2 separate regions of the Homo sapiens genome follow, and region 1 is linked to region 2. A link is an interaction called in ENCODE POLR2A ChIA-PET data of the cell type or tissue named here. Cell type or tissue: PC-9. All regions are shown on one strand. Each heading gives the region's core, and the rest is flanking DNA. Links, peaks and the distances in the headings are about the cores only.

The links. Peaks named below come from ENCODE experiments on the same cell type or tissue, not always from the same donor. Only the 100,000 strongest peaks of a DNase experiment are listed, where the experiment ranks them.
Region 1: POLR2A ChIA-PET joins it to region 2 with 12 read pairs; 2 of 35 experiments call an interaction of 5 or more read pairs at or near these places.

Annotation. Positions count from the first base shown.
Region 1 is chr6:31,300,788-31,309,116 of GRCh38, forward strand. LINC02571 (long intergenic non-protein coding RNA 2571) reads right to left here and starts at 850. Exons shown (of 4, transcript NR_149115.1): 1 at 685-850. It overlaps LOC112267902 (a long non-coding RNA gene), which reads right to left and starts at 7,807. Exons shown (of 5, transcript XR_926691.3): 1 at 7,012-7,807; 2 at 6,550-6,639; 3 at 5,991-6,068; 4 at 972-1,067. In PC-9, for the core only: no CTCF peak of the experiment used is centred there; no DNase peak of the experiment used is centred there; H3K27me3 peaks cover 2,727 bases.
Region 2 is chr6:31,817,767-31,826,095 of GRCh38, forward strand. It overlaps HSPA1A (heat shock protein family A (Hsp70) member 1A), which reads left to right. Exons shown (of 1, transcript NM_005345.6): 1 at 1-176. Among named protein-coding and RNA genes, the nearest start is that of HSPA1B, 5.8 kb to the right of the region's middle. RefSeq lists an enhancer at 4,005-5,204. In PC-9, for the core only: no CTCF peak of the experiment used is centred there; DNase peaks (open chromatin) are centred at 315, 3,675, 4,485, 7,675 and 2 weaker places; H3K4me3 peaks cover 6,617 bases; H3K27ac peaks cover 8,000 bases.

The sequences.
Region 1 (8,329 bases), core at 311-8,310, 520 kb before region 2:
AGGTGGGGCTCTGATTTGCCCACTTTGTGTAGACAGAAGTGGCCTGAGGTGAGAACATGCACAGACTCATAGGCAACGGCAAATGGCTTAAATAGCGGGTCCGGGGCCTGGAAGGAGCAAGATAGGAAGATCAGGAACAGGAATATCTGGAAAGAGGCATACAGTAGATACAAAGTGCTTGGATCTTTTGTATCAGATGTTAATACTCAGCAAAAATTACCCTCTATACAAGTAGTCTAAACAACCAGGTGTACAGGATGAATCATTTGGTACACATCAGCCAGCCTCTGTCCTTAACCATCCCAGTGCTCATGAAACAGGCTCTTGAAAGCAGTATCTATGGTGGAAGAGATGCACTGTGGGTGGGTCCCAAGGCTTGGGCTCCCTTCAGCATGGCTGACGTGGTTATTGTCACAACCTACCTTCCAACGATAAATAAACTCCAACAGATTACCTTTGCTTATGGAGGCCAATGAGCAATTTGATGGCAAATTGATTCTACTCTTACTTTTTCACAATGAAAAAGGCAGGGGTTCTGTCAGATTTAGCTTGCCTTGTATTAGCGGTATGAGTTTGTTCTTTCTTCCCATAGTGCCACACTCAGAAACGTTATCTAAGGGCTCACATATGTATGATCTTCTAATAGGGGAACCACATAACATTGCCCCAGACTAAGGGACCTACTTTATAGCGAACGCTGTCTGGTAGTGGGCACACGACCATGAGATCTCCTGGTTCTACCCCATACTGCATCACACACGCTGCCAGCTGATAGAGCAGTGGAATGGTCTCTTGAGGGTGCAGCTGGGTTTTATCTTGAAGATCACATCCTATCAGGATGGGTAATGTCCTTCAGGATGAAGCATACACTTAGGCTATGGCAGCAGCTGTTACATAGTGCCAAGTCTCCAACAGGTAGAGTAAGTAAGTCTCTAACCACCAGTGCTGGAAGAAGGAATGACTATACTCACCAGCACTTCCGGTAACCCGCGTGGGGTGTTGGTGCTTCCCATCCCCTCAACGTACTCAGCTGGTCTAGGAGTTTGGGATCCCAGAGAAGGAAGTTCCTACCATGGAACAGAGTACAAGTTACATTACGTTTAGGGGTATGTTTGTTACCTGTTCAATTTGGGTTCCTCATGCTAGGAGGCTGTTGGGAAAAGGAGGGGTTACTGTATAAGCAGGGATAATTGATCGTGATTATTATGAGGAGCAGAACTTTAATTTCTGTCTTAATTTCTTGCTGAAACTGGTAACAGTGGTTGCATCCAGGCAAGGAATTTGGAAGAATTGTGGATGGGGTGGAGAACGAAATTTGCTTTGCACACTATACACATTTTTATTATTATAATCTTTTAAATATTGTTCTTGTATTAGCTATTCAAAATAAATTTTAAATTACAAATCAACCCCACATTTATCTAAAAAATTTTTTTATTTCAATAGTTTTTGGGGGACAGGTAGTTTTTGGTTATGTGTGTGAGTTCTTTAGTAGTGAATTCTGAGATTTTGGTGCACCATCACCCGAGCAGTGTACTCTGTACCCAGTGTTGCCTTTTATCCCTCACCCTATTCCCAACCTCCACCAACAAGCCCCTAGAGTCCATTATGTCATTTTGTATGTTTTTGTGTCCTCATAGCTTAGCTCTCATTTATAAGTGAGAACATTCAGTATTTGGTTTTTCCATTCCTGAGTTACTCCACTTAGGATAATGGCCTCCAGCTCCATCCAAGTTGCTACATAAGGCATTATTTCATTCCTTTTTATGGCTGAGTAGTAATCCATGGTGTACATACACCACACTTTCTTTAGCCACTGGTTGGTCAATGAGCACTTAGGCTGGTTCCACATCCCTGCAATTATGAATTGTGTTGCTATAAACATGCGTGTGCATGTGTCTTTTTCATATAATGACTTATTTTCCTTTGGGTAGATACCCAGTAGTGGGATTGCTGGATCAAATGATAGATCTAGTTTTAGTTCTTTAAGGAATCTCCATACTGTTTTCCATAGTAGTTGTACTAATTTACATTCTCACAACCAGCAGTGTAATCCATCCATGCCAACATCTATTGTTTTTTGACTTTTTAATTAATGCCATTTTTTTTTTTTTGAGACAGAATCTCACTCTGTCTCCCAGGCTGGAGTGCAGTGGTATGATCTTGGTTCCCTGCAACCTCCACCTCCCAGGTTCCAGCAATTCTCCTGCCTCAGCCTCCCGAGTAGCTGGGACTACAGGTGCATGCCACCACGCCCAGATAATTTTTTGTATTTCTGGTAGAGACAGGGTTTCACCGTGTTAGCCAGGATGGTTTCGATCTCCTGATCTCGTGATCTGCCTGCTTTGGCCTCCCAAAGTGCTGGGATTACAGACTTGAGCCACCGCGCCCAGCCAAATTAATGCCATTCTTGCATGTATAACGTGGTATCTCATGGTGAACCCCACATTTATTTAGCAAACATTTATTAGGCAGTTACTATGTGTCAGGGTCTCCTAGGCCTCAATGAGTGAAACATCAAAGATTCCACAAGGGGACTAAAAAAACAGCTAAATGCAGGCTACTATAATTAGTGCGGGAAAACTGCTTCCAAGAGGATGCAATGTCTAAACAGAGAACTGGATGAGGAACACAGTTAATCCAGGTGAATGGCAGGAGAAATCTTTTAGGGAATCAGTATCACAAACAAAGGCTCAGAAGAAAGAACACACAGGGAGTCTGGGGGAACTGTCAGCAGTTCAGGGTAGAGATTAGAGAAAGAGGAGCACAGGGGCAAAAAGCAAGCTTGGAGCAGTGAGCAGATTCAATGACTAAGGCTTGTGGGGTTGGGGAGAACCTTTGGCTTTTATCCGAGGACAATGTGCAGCACTGGCAGCACTGAAGTCAGGAAGAACCTTGATCAGATCTGCATTCCAGAATATCACTTTGGTGAAGTGTGAAGAATGAACTGAGAGATGCTAGACTGAATACATGGAGAAGAAGAGGTTCGGGGAAACCCTGGCAGGAACTGTAGGGAGAATGTTAGGATGGAGGAAAAGGTAGAAAGGACCCTGAGAGATCTGAGTAATCAAGACCCAGTGTTTCACACATGGAAAATGAGGTGGAAAAGGAGAAAGGTCCCCATGTGAACAGCACTCCATCTGGAAAAATGACATAAAACAAGGGAATTTGGCCCATGACATAAGAGGTCCTTGGGCTCACATGGTATTGAGTGATCAGGGAGGAGTTTAGTTGAGTTCACCTCTACAGACAGGTATTGAGTGCCAGGTATGCTGTCATCAGGGTCATAAGGAAATCAAAGGTATCTGCCTCATATCTTTGTGACTTACATGTCTGATCCTGCTTAAGAACTATGCCAATCCCCGACTTTCCAGGACCCCCAGTAATTTTGTCGTGTCCATGTGGGAAGTGAGCTGAGGCTTGGCAAGAGGATCTTAGCCCATATGGTCCAAAAAATAGTAGAAATATTTCTTTAGAAGACACAAATTCCCTAATTAAATGGACTAATTTATCCATACAAGAGAAATAAAATCACTAAAAAATAAACTGAGTGAAGGAAAAGAAATCAATAAAGTGTAATTACCAGAAGTTCGTGGGATTCTGCATGAAAACAAGCTTGAAGAAATAGTGAAAGCAGAAGATTTGCCTAACAGTATGACACTCGAATGAAAAAAAAACCAGATAGGTTTAGTGGTGCTGCTTCTTTACAGATGCAGGAGGTTTGAAAAGTAATAGAGAAAAACATTTGGAGAGAACGCCATCTTAGCTTTCACACAGAATGCAAGACCAGCCTTTCCAGTGGGCGTCTCTTGATTTTTGTTTCCAGGGATTCGATTTCATAAACACAGCTCAGCTCTGCAGATCATCTGGCCCAGTCCAGGACCCGGGTTTGTAATGATCTTGTTCAGTCATGGTCCAGCCTGTGTATAGAGACCCTAAGATGATGCCCGGTGATCCTGTCTCTTGGCATCTCATCCAGCTGAGAACCGATGGGGCCTAAACTTGCTTCTAACCAATAGAAAGTGACAAAAATGATGTCACTTCCGTGATGAGGTCATATTACAGCCGCACTTCTGTATTACTAGATGACTCTGTCTTCTACCTTCTTTGTTTGCAAGTTTTGATGAAGCAGAAAGGCCCATGTGGCAAGGAACTGAAGTCAGCCTCTGGCCACCAGCCAGTAAGGAACTGAGGCTGTCAGTCTAACAGGCATGGAGGAATGAATCCTGCCAACAATTGCTTGAGCTTGGAAGTGGATCCTTCCCCAGTTCAGCCTCCAGATAAGACCCAGCCATGGCACTCTGATGAAAATCATGTGAGAAAGCTGCATAGCTGTGTCTGGATTCCTGACCCATAGAAATGTGGGATAATACATGTGTGTTGTTGTAAGCTGCTAAGTTTGTGGCAATTTCTTACATAGCAATGGATAGCTGAAAACACCTCCCACAGCTTTCACTGAGTTAAGCGACCCTTGGGGCCAGTTAGAACTTATCTCATCCCCTTCCCTGTGGCAGCCCTTATCTTTCTCATAGGTTGACATCCCACTTTCTCTTTACCAGTGTGAATGTCAAGTTCTCTTACTATCTCCGTCACTCTCCTCTCACACCATCCAGGAGGCCCCACTAGGGAGTGGCAGGCAGAGAGGAGGAAGTGTGGGGTGTGGGTAGACTCCTCCTCATGGTTCAACCTTGAGTGCAGGTATTACCAGTTGGAAGAAGAGAGGTCAGGAACCAGTAGGGATTGGATGGAGATGAGTGAACACCCCACCACTCTCAGGCCCATGCAGGCTGTGAAATAAAACCGTGATGAATAGACTCTGCATGGCCCCTGCTGGTCTTTACCCTTCAGCATTCTAGATAGTGCACCTCATATGCCATGATGCAAACACCATTGACTCCCTCCAGGGCAGATATAAATCTCCCTTTCCCCCGCATCCAGCAAGCACACTCCATCAGCCTATGGGTCACTTCAACCCCATGACTCCCCAGTCGGGACTGTGGCAAATGCAATAGACTTCAGTCCAGTCTCTGTGCCTGGAGAAGAAAGGGAAGCTGGTCAGAGCCCACAGGAGGAGGTGACCCACAGGGAGCCAGTAGTAGGTGGGTGTGAGGGTGAGTATGACAGAGCAGTTACTTGGGCTCAGCAGTCAGACTGTCTCCTTAGAGTCATGAGTCAGCCCATTGACAGTTACTAAACTTCCTAGTGACCTCAGTTTCCTTGTCTGTAAAATGGGGCTGATAGCTGTCTCTAGGTCATAGGGCTCTTGTGAGGTTTAAATGATTTAATTCATGTAAATCCCTTAGGAACGTGACTGACACTTTTTTTAAGGTACAATTCTGTAAAAGAGTGGGACCCATCCATTTAGGTCCTGTTTCCTTATTCCAGGTGTGATGAAACCAGCTCTCCCCAACACTTATCCTGACCCCCGTTCTATGCCTGCAGGTGGAGCGCTGTTCTGTCCCCTACAACCTATGGTGTGGGGGGCAACCAGGAAAAGGCCAGGGTGGTGCCAAGTATGAGGAAGTCACAGAGTAACACACACACATACACACATACATACCCATACCTGCTTATATACATAAATATGTACAGATACATACATATACGCACTTATAAACACGCACATACACATAGATGCCCATACCTGTTTATACATCCACATGTGCACAGACAGACACACACACATTACACAGTCCCAATTCCTTGATTCAGTTTGGGGCCTGGGTAATTCCAGTTCAATCTCTTTTAAGAAATTTAAGAATCTGAAAGAGAAAGACCTGAGAATTTTTGTCCCACAAGAGACAGACCCACTTCCTAGGCACTGTGGGACTTTCTGAGCCCCATGTGGCCCTGCTCCTGGAAGCTCATGGAGGAGCGGGAAAATCTGACTTAACATCAAGGTTCTGAAGTCCAGAGGCAGCCCTAGGAACTGGCCTTCCCTGGGTACCAGGCCTCCGGGAGTCCAGCAGGTCCCCTTCCTCCTATCTCACCTATGACGTCTCAGCCTGCCTTCCACAGCCAAGGGCCCCTCCCAGGCTTTGCTGCACAGCAGGAATCTCCACGGGGCTCTAGAAGGAACAGGGACAGAGTTTAACTTAACCCCCTCGGGTGATGCACCCTCAGGTCCAGTTTTTTGGTTCTAACATTGGTGATACCACTTTTCAGTCTTAAAATGTCTTTTTCGGCCAGGCGCGGTGGCTCACGCCTGTAATCCCAGCACTCTGGGAGGCCGAGGCGGGCGGATCATGAGGTCAGGAGATCGAGACCATCCTGGCTAACACAGTGAAACCCCGTCTCTACTAAAAATACAAAAAATTAGCCGGGCGTAGTGGCGGGCGCCTGTAGTCCCAGCTACTCGGGAGGCTGAGGCAGGAGAATGGCGTGAACCTGGGAGGCGGAGCTTGCAGTGAGCTGAGATCGCGCCACTGCACTCCAGCCTGGGTGACAGAGAGAGACTCCGTCTCAAAAAAAAAAAAAAAAAAAAAAAAAAAAAAAAAAAGTCTGTTTCTTTTCTGATTTGCAAAAAGGTTTATAACTTTTGATACTCACATCTGCTACTTTCTATTAGAACCTAGCAGTCCTTCGTGGTACTTTCATCTACTGTGTCTCTGCCGATTCCGTTTCCTGGTGTTTTATCTTCTGGTTGGGTTAAAGATTATATGTAATTGTTGGGCACAGAGGGCCAGGAAAGAAAAAGATTCCCGGTGAAGCTAGACCCAAGTACATCACTGTTGACAAGGGTAACTACTGTCCTTTCCTATTTACCTCCCTGCACTCCTTCTTCTCTGTCCTCCCTCCCCACCCACCCATGGGAGAGCCTCAGGAGCCTGGGCCAGAATCCCCAACCCCGCAGTAGGGAGGAGGAGGAGGAGGCGGCGACGGAGGAGGAGAAGGAGGAGGAGGAGGAGACGGAGACTGTTCGGTCTCCTCTTTCCTCAAATATGGATGCCTCCAAGGAACATAATTCCAGCTCCAAGAGGTCCTGACGTGGGGCCTGGAGGACCCCAGTACCTGCCGGCAGCATCATCTCCTTGCCATGCTCCAGGTGTCTGAGCAGCCACCTAGTGCAGTGACCCATCGGGGCTTCCCTTGTGGCCTCCGCGGTCCAGAACCTCTCCCAGGTGTGATGGATCCTCCAAGCCGCTCTTTGAGCCGCTGTCCAGGTCTGCAGGTCCTCGTTCAGGGACATGAAATCTCCTTGTCGTAGGCGGACTTAAAGTGTCCTTCGAGGAAGCTCCTGTCCGGAGCCACCACCCAGCCAGACAGCAGCATCTGCAGGTGCGGTGCCCTGGACCTGCCCCAGGGTGAGCCGGAGGCGGGGCCAGGGAGGGGAGGGAGGTCGCCCCGCCCACCCCAGCTCCTTCCTCCCTCTGTCATTGGTCACAGAACAAGTCAGTCATGATCCAGATTGAAGGAGAAACCTGGAGCAAAATGGCCCCAGCGCTTCCCCACCTGAGAGGGATCAGCTGAGGCCCCGCCCCCCCATCCCTGGGAGAACCGGGCTGGTCACTCTGGGGTCGGGGCGGGGCACACCTGTGCCCGGAGTCTGAGGTCACTCACCGGCTGACCCTGGTGGTGGTGCGGGCCCAGGAACCTCAGGCCCCTCAGTAACACATTCCCTGCGGTCTTCGAGAACTTTCCTCAGGGCGCCCACAGCCCTGTGCCATCTTCTCCACCCGCGCTTCACGCTCTGATTCTCGCCGCGGCTGTGGAAGCTCAGGAATCGCGTGTCGCCCACGAAGGCGCCGCGGAGGAACTCAGGGCCCACGTGGTGAAGGCGGAGCCCGGCGGCCTTCAAGTACCCGGGGTGCGGGCCTGGGCTCCGGGAACCCGCACATTGCGGGCGGGAGAGGCGCAGGGTGCCTGGGACGCCGCCCCGCTCGCCTCTCTCCTGGACGCCGTCGCCCTGCCTCCCCGCGGGGACACAGCCTCCCTCCCACGTCCCGCCCGGCACCGGAGCCGCTCACTTGGGAGCTTCTTACTGTGTGGGGGGAGCTGGGGAGGGGACAGAGGGACGGGAACCAGGGGAGGGTGGCTTGGGGCGGCGGCTCTGGGAGAAGTGACCTGAGGAGTCTGCAGATCCCAGCCCGGGACGGAGGCGCCGCGAGAGGAGCTACTAAGCCCTCCAAGCCGCCCTTTCCCTCTTGCCTCCCCAGCCCAGTTCATCCTGATCTTCTCACCAGCCCAGTTCTCCCTAAGGTCAGGGCCCACAAAGGAACAGGAAGGGGGTTCCGGGACACAGGATCCGGCTTCTCTGGGTATCTTGGAGTCCAGGAAGGATCCTGGAGATCTCCCACTTTATGAAGCTCATCCTCCACTGACTCTGATG
Region 2 (8,329 bases), core at 122-8,121:
CTGTGTTTGCAATGTTGAAATTTTTTGGTGAAGTACTGAACTTGCTTTTTTTCCGGTTTCTACATGCAGAGATGAATTTATACTGCCATCTTACGACTATTTCTTCTTTTTAATACACTTAACTCAGGCCATTTTTTAAGTTGGTTACTTCAAAGTAAATAAACTTTAAAATTCAAGTGATGCCTTTTATTCCTTTATTTGGGGGTCAGTAGGGTCTGCATAGGTTGTTTTTCCCATAGCGTCTAAAATGGAATGGCATTTTTGCTTCCAGTAAGGGCAGATTTTGCAGAGGTGTGACTATTGTAATGTGATCCATTTGTGTTAGACAAATGGTATCCTCCAGTAAAGCTTCTTGATTCTGGCCAGGAGTGGTGGCTCAAGCCTGTAATCCCAGCACTTTGGGAGGCTGAGGTGGGCGGATCACTTGAGGTCAGGAGTTCCAGACCAACCTGGCCAATGTGGTGAAACCCTGTCTCTACTAAAAACACAAAAATTAGCTGGGCGTGGTGGTGCGTGCCTGTAGTCCCAGGGAGGCTGAGGCAGGAGAATCGTGTGAACCCAGGAAGCAGTGGTAGCAGTGAGCCGAGATCACGCCATTGCACTCTAGCCTGGGCATCACAGCAAGACTCCGTCTCACACACACACACAAAAAAGTAAAGTTTGTTGATGCTGATTGGGTTTAGCCTGAGGGTACAGAAAAAGTTTAACACCTGGGAGGGTAGCCTTAAAGTGATGTTTGTGTAAGATTGGTCTCAAAAGAGGTGGGAGGGGGGCGGGGATGTTTCTGCAAAAGTGGTCAAAAAGAATGCAGTTAGATGGGAGGCCAGCGCTCCTACCTCCTGTAGGTACACCTGATATGCTCATGGACTTGATACTTAATCTAGATTCAACATGGAATGGAAGGAGTGTCCTAAATTTCAAAGTGAAAAAACGGGTACATTCACTGGCTTGCTGAGTTATACACATGTGCTTTAGTTGTCATCTTTTAAAATGGAAGGGTTTGGCTCGATGCCTCTCTCATGACTGAAAGCATACTGAAATAGAAATGTCACATTCTTAGCAGTTATCACCTACAATTTAAGTACGCCAGTGAGCACCCGGGCCAGGAAGACCTACAGACTTCACTCCCATGCACTTTCCCTTGGAGATGCTTCATGCCCCAGCCGCTAGCATCCTAGAAGTAATTCCCTCCTCCTTGGAAAACGCCCACTACAATCCTTAAAGCTCCCGGAGTGAGCCCTTTTAAAAATGAATTGTATCTGGCCGGGCGTGCTGGCTCATGCCTGTAATCCCAGCACTTTGGGAGGCTGAGGCAGGCGGATCACCTGAGGTCAGGAGTTCGAGACCAGCCTGGCCAACATGGTGAGGACCCCCCCCACCACCCACCTCCTGCACTAAAAGTACAAAAATCAGCCAGGCGCGATGGTGTGCGCCTGTAATCCCAGCTATTCGGGAGGCTGAGGCAGGCGAATCGTTTGAACTCAAAGGCAGAGGTTTCAGTGAGCCGAGATTGCGCCACTGCACTCCAGCCTAGGTGACAGAGCGAGACTCCATCTCAAAAAATAAAAATTGTGTCGGCCAGGCGCAGTGGCTCATGCCTGTAATCCCAGCACTTTGGGAGGCCGAGGTGGGTGGATCACCTGAGGTCAGGAGTTCAAGACCAGCCTGGCCAACAGGGTGAAACCCCATCTCTACTAAAAATACAAAAAATTAGCTGGGCGTGGTGGCGGGCACCTATAATCCCAGCAACTTGGGAGGCTGAGGCAGAAGAATCGGTTGAACCCAGGAGGTGGATGTTGCAGTGAGCCAAGATCGTGCCATTGCACTCCAGCCTGAACAATGAGTGAAATTCTGTCTCAGTGAATAAATAAATAAATAGTATCTAAGGGCGATGAAAATGTTTTGGAACCAGAGTTGACGGTTGCATAACATTGTAAAGGTCAAGGCTGCAGTGAGCCATGACTGTACCACTGCACTCCAGCCTGAGCAACAGAGTGAGACCCTGTCTCTAAAAAAAAAAAAAAGAAAAAAAAATCAATTGTATCAATATTACATTAAAGCACTTTATGAGCTTATGTGTACCTCAAAGCCCATCAAACCATTCACTAAATACTTGTTAATGAAGAAAATCCAGTGTTATGGGAAATGATACATAAAGGTAGACCTTGCTTTGGAAGTTTGAAAATAGAAAATAAATATGAAATGCTTAGGTTTCCAGGCCAGTCTACAGAGGAACATTTATCTCTTATGGTAGTTAAACTGTAGTACTGTGGACTCTGGCCACAATGTAAATCAATCTTCATGGGAATATGCCTTTGCTATAGGACCTCCTCTCCCCTTCAGAGCTGCAGTAGCATTTGTGACTCTGATCTGCAGACCCTGTAGTGACTCTAAACCAGGAGCAACTACCACTACTGTGGCATGGAGTGGGGAAAAAGGTAATTGGAAAAGGGTGGAGATGGGGAAGGACCTACCAAATGCCTTTGTTGACACAGTAGAGAAGTCATCAGACATAACATTGAATGGAGGCAATAAGAGAGTTCCTATGGCCCTATCAAGCTTATTAGTAGGTGTTTTAACAAGAAATATGTAAAAATTATTACTTGTCGGCCGGGCGTGGTGGCTCATGCCTGTAATCCCAGCACTCTGGGAGGCCGAGGCGGGTGGCTCACTAGGTCAGGAGTTCAAGACAAGCCTGGCCAAGATGGTGAAACCCCACCTCTACTAAAAATACAAAAATTAGCTAGGCGTGGTGGTGGGCGCCTGTAATCCCAGCTACTCAGGAGGCTGAGGCAGGAGACTCACTTGAACCCGGGAGGTGGAGGTTGCAGTGAGCCGAGATCGTGCCACTGCACTGCAGCCTGGGCGACAGAGCAAGACTCCGTCTCCAAAAAAAAAAAAAAAAAAAAAATTGTTTGCCTGCATACCCTAGCACAGAGTACTGTACCTTGAAATATTCACTTTGTAACCTCAAGAAAAGACGTTGAGGGAGCTGTGGAATTAGCAAAGAGAATGCAGTGCCACCCATAAACGGAGTGATGTTTTGAGGAGCAGAGGAACTTTGAGGGAGGAAAGTGCAACAGGAAAAATAACTGCAGGTGTGGAAAAACAAATATAAATATCTTCTCAATTCCAATCACCTCCTACCTTCCTATACCAGGCCTCAGAAGGCAGCAGGCTATGATAATAAATTTGATTTTATATGGCTTTGAACCCAGGATTTTATTTTATAACATATACACTTACTGTTATTCCTGGTCTTCAAGAGTTCTTGTCATCCTCAAAAAGACAAAAAAGGTACCAAAACAAAAAATTAACTACAGTATTTTATAGATGTGAGAGAAGTGGGCAGAAATAATACGGCTTTAGGCTAAAAAAGGAAATGAGGTTATTTCTTGGGGGAGCCAATATTGGCGATTTCTGAGGGAGCGATCCTTACGTGAATATAAAAAATTGTGACAGCCACCATTCCTCCTGCTAACTGATCTAAATCCATCCCCTTGGGAAACGCCCCTGAGGTATCTATCAGGTGTAGTTCAGCCAGAGGGAGTAAACCCACCGGGCCCTCGTCCTTTCCTAGCACCACCATTTAAAGGGATGTTTGAGGGGTAGGGCAGCGGAGCATTCCAGACACGGAGTTAAACCCGCCCCACCCCGCTGGCCCACGTCCAGCCCGATCAAGAATTGGAGGAGAGAGGAGCAGGGCGTGGTGGCGCGGGCCTGGAGTCCCAGCTACCCGGGAGGCTGGGGCGGGAGGATCGCTTGAGGCTGCAGTGAGCCGTGATTGCGCCACTGCACTCCAGTCTGGGCGACAAAGCGAGACCCTGCCTCAAAAAAAAGTGAAAAAAAAAAAAATTAGAAGGGAGGGCACCAGAGGAGGGCTGGAGCAGGTTCACAGGCTGGGACTACGGAGGAGCCCAGCAACCGAGAATCACTCCTGAGGGTCTAATTTTCTTACTCTCCTGATGCCTCACGGGGCGAGGGACTAGAACGGGGCGCTGAGCTGGCTGTAGGCAAAAGCCAACCGACTCCATCCCCTACTCTCCCATCAGTCGCGCGTCCCCGCGCAGACGGGTGCGCGCTGGCCGTGGGCGGTGGGGACCTTCTCTTCTCGCCTCTGGCCACCCAATGCATCTGATTTAGTTGTATGAAAGTTACAAAATTCTCCAATATTTTCGTCTTGTAAATCACCTAGTATGAGAGAAACTCGAAAGGTCCTTTCTTTCCTCCTTTAATCCCTTTTTGGAAAAAAAAAAACATCAGAAAACGCAGGAGTCGGATAGGCAGCCCCGAAGCCAGCCCCGCCCTCAGGCCCCAGCGGCCCCGCCTTTTCTCCCCCCGCCCCCCCCCCGCACTCCCCACCTTTCCTCCCCTTTGGCTGAGGCTTTTTCCCCCGTCGCTGGCTCTGCCCGAAGTTTCTAGAGTTTTCTGACCTTCAAGGCGAGAACTGCTGTGTCATTCTTAGGGACACTCCCCAACAAACTGCGCCACCCGAGTCTCTCCCTCCTCTCGCCAGCCGGCCCTAAAACATCAAGGTTAGTCAGGACTCTATATTTAACGTCCGGAAGATTCTGTGAACTATATGCCAACCTTGCCCTAGTAACGGGGCTCCCCCCTCCTTTCCCCTCTTTCTGCTTGAGCAATCTGTTCTATCGGAAAGGAGAGGCAGGGCTGGGAGAGCTGGAAGGTGGGGAAGGCAAGAGCTTGTAGGGGCCATGGTCTTGAGTCCGAAGAGCAGAGCAGCAGCCAGGACGGGAGTCCCTGGCTGATCACATACCCGTGGTGCCCTTAATGCTCGCAGAGGCCAACACTGTATTCATTTGTTTTCCTCTTTAGAGAATAAAACAATTAGGTCTAACCACAAAATTAAAAGCAAACAAAACCCAGTTAGGTTGATGAGCCAATGTGGGAAGGAGTACAAAATGAGTGTCAGAACCCGTGGGTCCAATCACCGGTTCTGTAACCTGTCATCTGGGTAACCAGATCAAGCCACTGAACTTCTTTGATCCTTGGTGCTGTCTTTGAAAATGAAAAGGTTTGACTGAATGGCCTGTGCCCGCAGATCTTAGGACAGTTTTTACATTAAGCTGAAAGCAGCTGTAGTCCTAATAATGGTCCCCAACTTTTAAACACCTAAATAAGAATGACTACGAGTCATATCCGAGAGTATGGGATCCCCAATAAAAGGAGGGAGAAGATCATATTCTCTTTGATCATGTAGGGAAAAAAAATTTTTTTATTCGAGACAGGATCTCTGTCTCCCAGGCTGGAATGCAGTGGCGTGATCATAGCTCACTGCAGCCTTGACCTCTTGTGCTCAAGCGATCCTCCTGCCTCAGCCTCCCAAGTAGCTGGGACTACAGGCACCTGCCACCACGCCCAGCTAACTTGTAAAGTTTTTAGTAGAGATGGTGTCCCACTATGTTGCCCAGGCTGATCTTGGACTTCTGAGTTCAAGTGCCTGCCTTGGCTTCCTAAAGCACTGGGATTACCGACCTGAGTCACCACACGCAGTTCAGTTATTGTTAATTATGTTTTAGAGATGAACACGTCGAAACTTGTGTTATTTAGTCAATGTACAAGTACTTCCTTGTTGAAAAGAAAAACAGCCTCACCAAAGAAGTAGAGCGCAGATGCAAATCCAGGATTTTCCCTTCCCAGATTTTTTCTTTCCATGCTGCTAGAAATGGCCAGGGTTCTCTTTGTCATTGAAGCATTTGTCATTCATTCAGTTAAGAATGCCTGCCTCTAGATTTCATATCAATTAACTCTTTTGCTTTCATTTAAGTTCATTTGGATAAACTTAAAATTATAACAGCTTTTTTTTTTAATTTATTATTTTTTTGAGACAGAGTCTTGCTCTGTCACCCAGACTGGAGTGTAGTGGTGCGATCTCAGCTCACTGCAACCTCCACCTCCCAGGTTCAAGTGATTCTCCTGCCTCAGCTCCTGAGTAGCTGGGATTACAGATGTGCACCACCACGTCCGGCTAATTTTTGTGTTTTTAGGAGAGAAGGGGTTTTGCCATGTTTGCCGGGCTGGTCTTGAACTCCTGATCTCAGGTGATCCACCCATCTCGGCCTCCCAAAGTGCTGGGATTACATGCATGAGCCATCGCGCCCGGCCTATACCATCTTTTAAAATGAACAAAATTAAGAAAACTACTGTTTGAGGAACTATAAAAAGGAGAGGGAGAAGGAAGGAAAAGACCCTGCAGCGTCAGCCTGAAGAAGGCTGTCTTACCCCACACTGCTGTAGCAATTATGTTCTTGGCACTCCCTCTTCAGTTCTCTTGTCCCTTTGAAAGCATCTAACCTGGCTTTCACTTTGGGGACTCTGAGCTCTGATCCTTCCAAACACAGAATCCAATAAAAACCTAATTCTGAAATTAATCACATTAAAGTTCTGAAAAATCTCCTGGGGTTCTTATATATTCACCTTAGACAGCAATTAAACTTGTGACTGGATTTCTGCCTTGGGAAGCATCCAGTCTGAAAGGAAAGAAAAGGCCGGCGTGGTGCTTCATGCCTGTAATTCCAGCACTTTGGGCGGCCCAGACGGGCGGATCACTTGAGGTCAGGAGTTCGAGACCAGACTGGCCAACATGACGAAACCCCCTCTCTACTAAAAATACAAAAATTAGCCAGGCGTGGTGGTGTGCACCTGTAATCCCAGCCACTCAGGAGGCTGAGGCAGGAGAATCGCTTGAACCTGGGAGGTGGAGGTTGCAGTGAGCCAAGACTGTGCCATTGCACTCCAGCCTGGGCGACAGAGCAAGACTCTGTCTCAAAAAAAAAAAAAAGAAAAAAAAAAGAAAATTCAGGTGACCCTCTCCTTGTCAGGAAATGGACAAGGAATATGTATGTGTGGGTTTCCAGTCTAGTCCACAGAGGCTTCACTTAAAAGCTAGGTCAACTATAGCACTGTAGACTCTGACTAGTGTGACTGATTGAAGAAAAACAGCATTTATATTGGATTTTTCTGCTATCCAGAGAGCACCCAAGATTTGGGGTCCCAACACCACATCTACTTGCTAGGCAGTTGAGACAGTGATGCCCTTTGCTTCATGCCAATAGAGAGGTTTTTTCTCCCCCTCTCCCACCCCCCACTCCCCACTTTTTATGTTTCTCAGCAGAATCAGAGAAGTATTTTATTTTTGAGAAGGAGTTTCGCTCTTGTTGCCCAGGCTGGAGTGCAGTGGCGCGATCTCGGCTCACCGCAACCTCCGCCTCCTGGGTTCAAATGATTCTCCTGCCTCAGACTCCCAAGTAGCTGGGATTACAGGCATGCGCCACCATGCCCAGGTAATTTTTTTTTTTTTTTTTTTTGGTATTTTTAGTAGAGACCGGCTTTCTCCATGTTGGTCAGGCTGGTCTCGAATTTCTGACCTCAGGTGATCTGCTGCTTCGGCCTCCCAAAGTGCTGGGATTACAGGTGTGAGCCACTGTGCTGGCCTTTTAAATTGTGGATTTGGAAGGAGGGAAGGAATGAATCCAGACCTGCCAGTAGTAGCAGTTGATGGTGAGGAAGTTTCCAGAGGGAGGGGTGAGGTTAAGGGTCTCTGGAAGTGTTGATACACTGTGCAGCTAAGATGAACATAGTTTGGGAGAATCTCCAGCCAGACATTTCATAGAGAAATGTTTGGGAAAATTCCTGAAGTTTGACCGGTTTGACTAGTTTAGAGAGGTGATTCATTAGGGAGCTAAAGCTGAATGTGAAAGTTATCACCTACCTGCACATACAGACACACACATATTGTTAAAGCAATTTATTTGCAACATGAGTTTAGATCAGTGAATTATAAACAAATGAATACCCTTAAATTCCAGGAAGAGGTGTTTTGATAGTGGACAGGTGTGTGTGTGCAGGTGTGCATATGAAAAGTGCCAATTGAGCAAAGTGTTTAAAAACAGGATTATTCCTTCATCAGTAACTTCTTCCTTTCATTTGTGCTCAAGGAATATCGCCATGGCAATGAGGCTATTTTTTTTTTCTTTTCTTTTTTTTTTTTGTGGTAGGTTGTAAACACAGTACTATTGCTTCAACCCCCTCACATTTTCCTTTCAGACGCCTAACAAAGGGTCTTGCATTCACACTAAGAATGAAGGAAAAAAACAAAGGGAAAGTAAATTACTAAATGCAACCGTATTTAAAACAGGAGGAAGGAGAATCCGCAGGAAGTTGGAATCTAGGATAAAAACTTAGACACATTCAGCCTGGCCAACATGGCGAAACCCTGTCTCTATTAAAAATACAAAAATTAGCCCGGCGTGGTGGCACATCCTGTAATTCCAGCTATTGGGGAGGCTGAGGCAGCAGAATTGTTTGA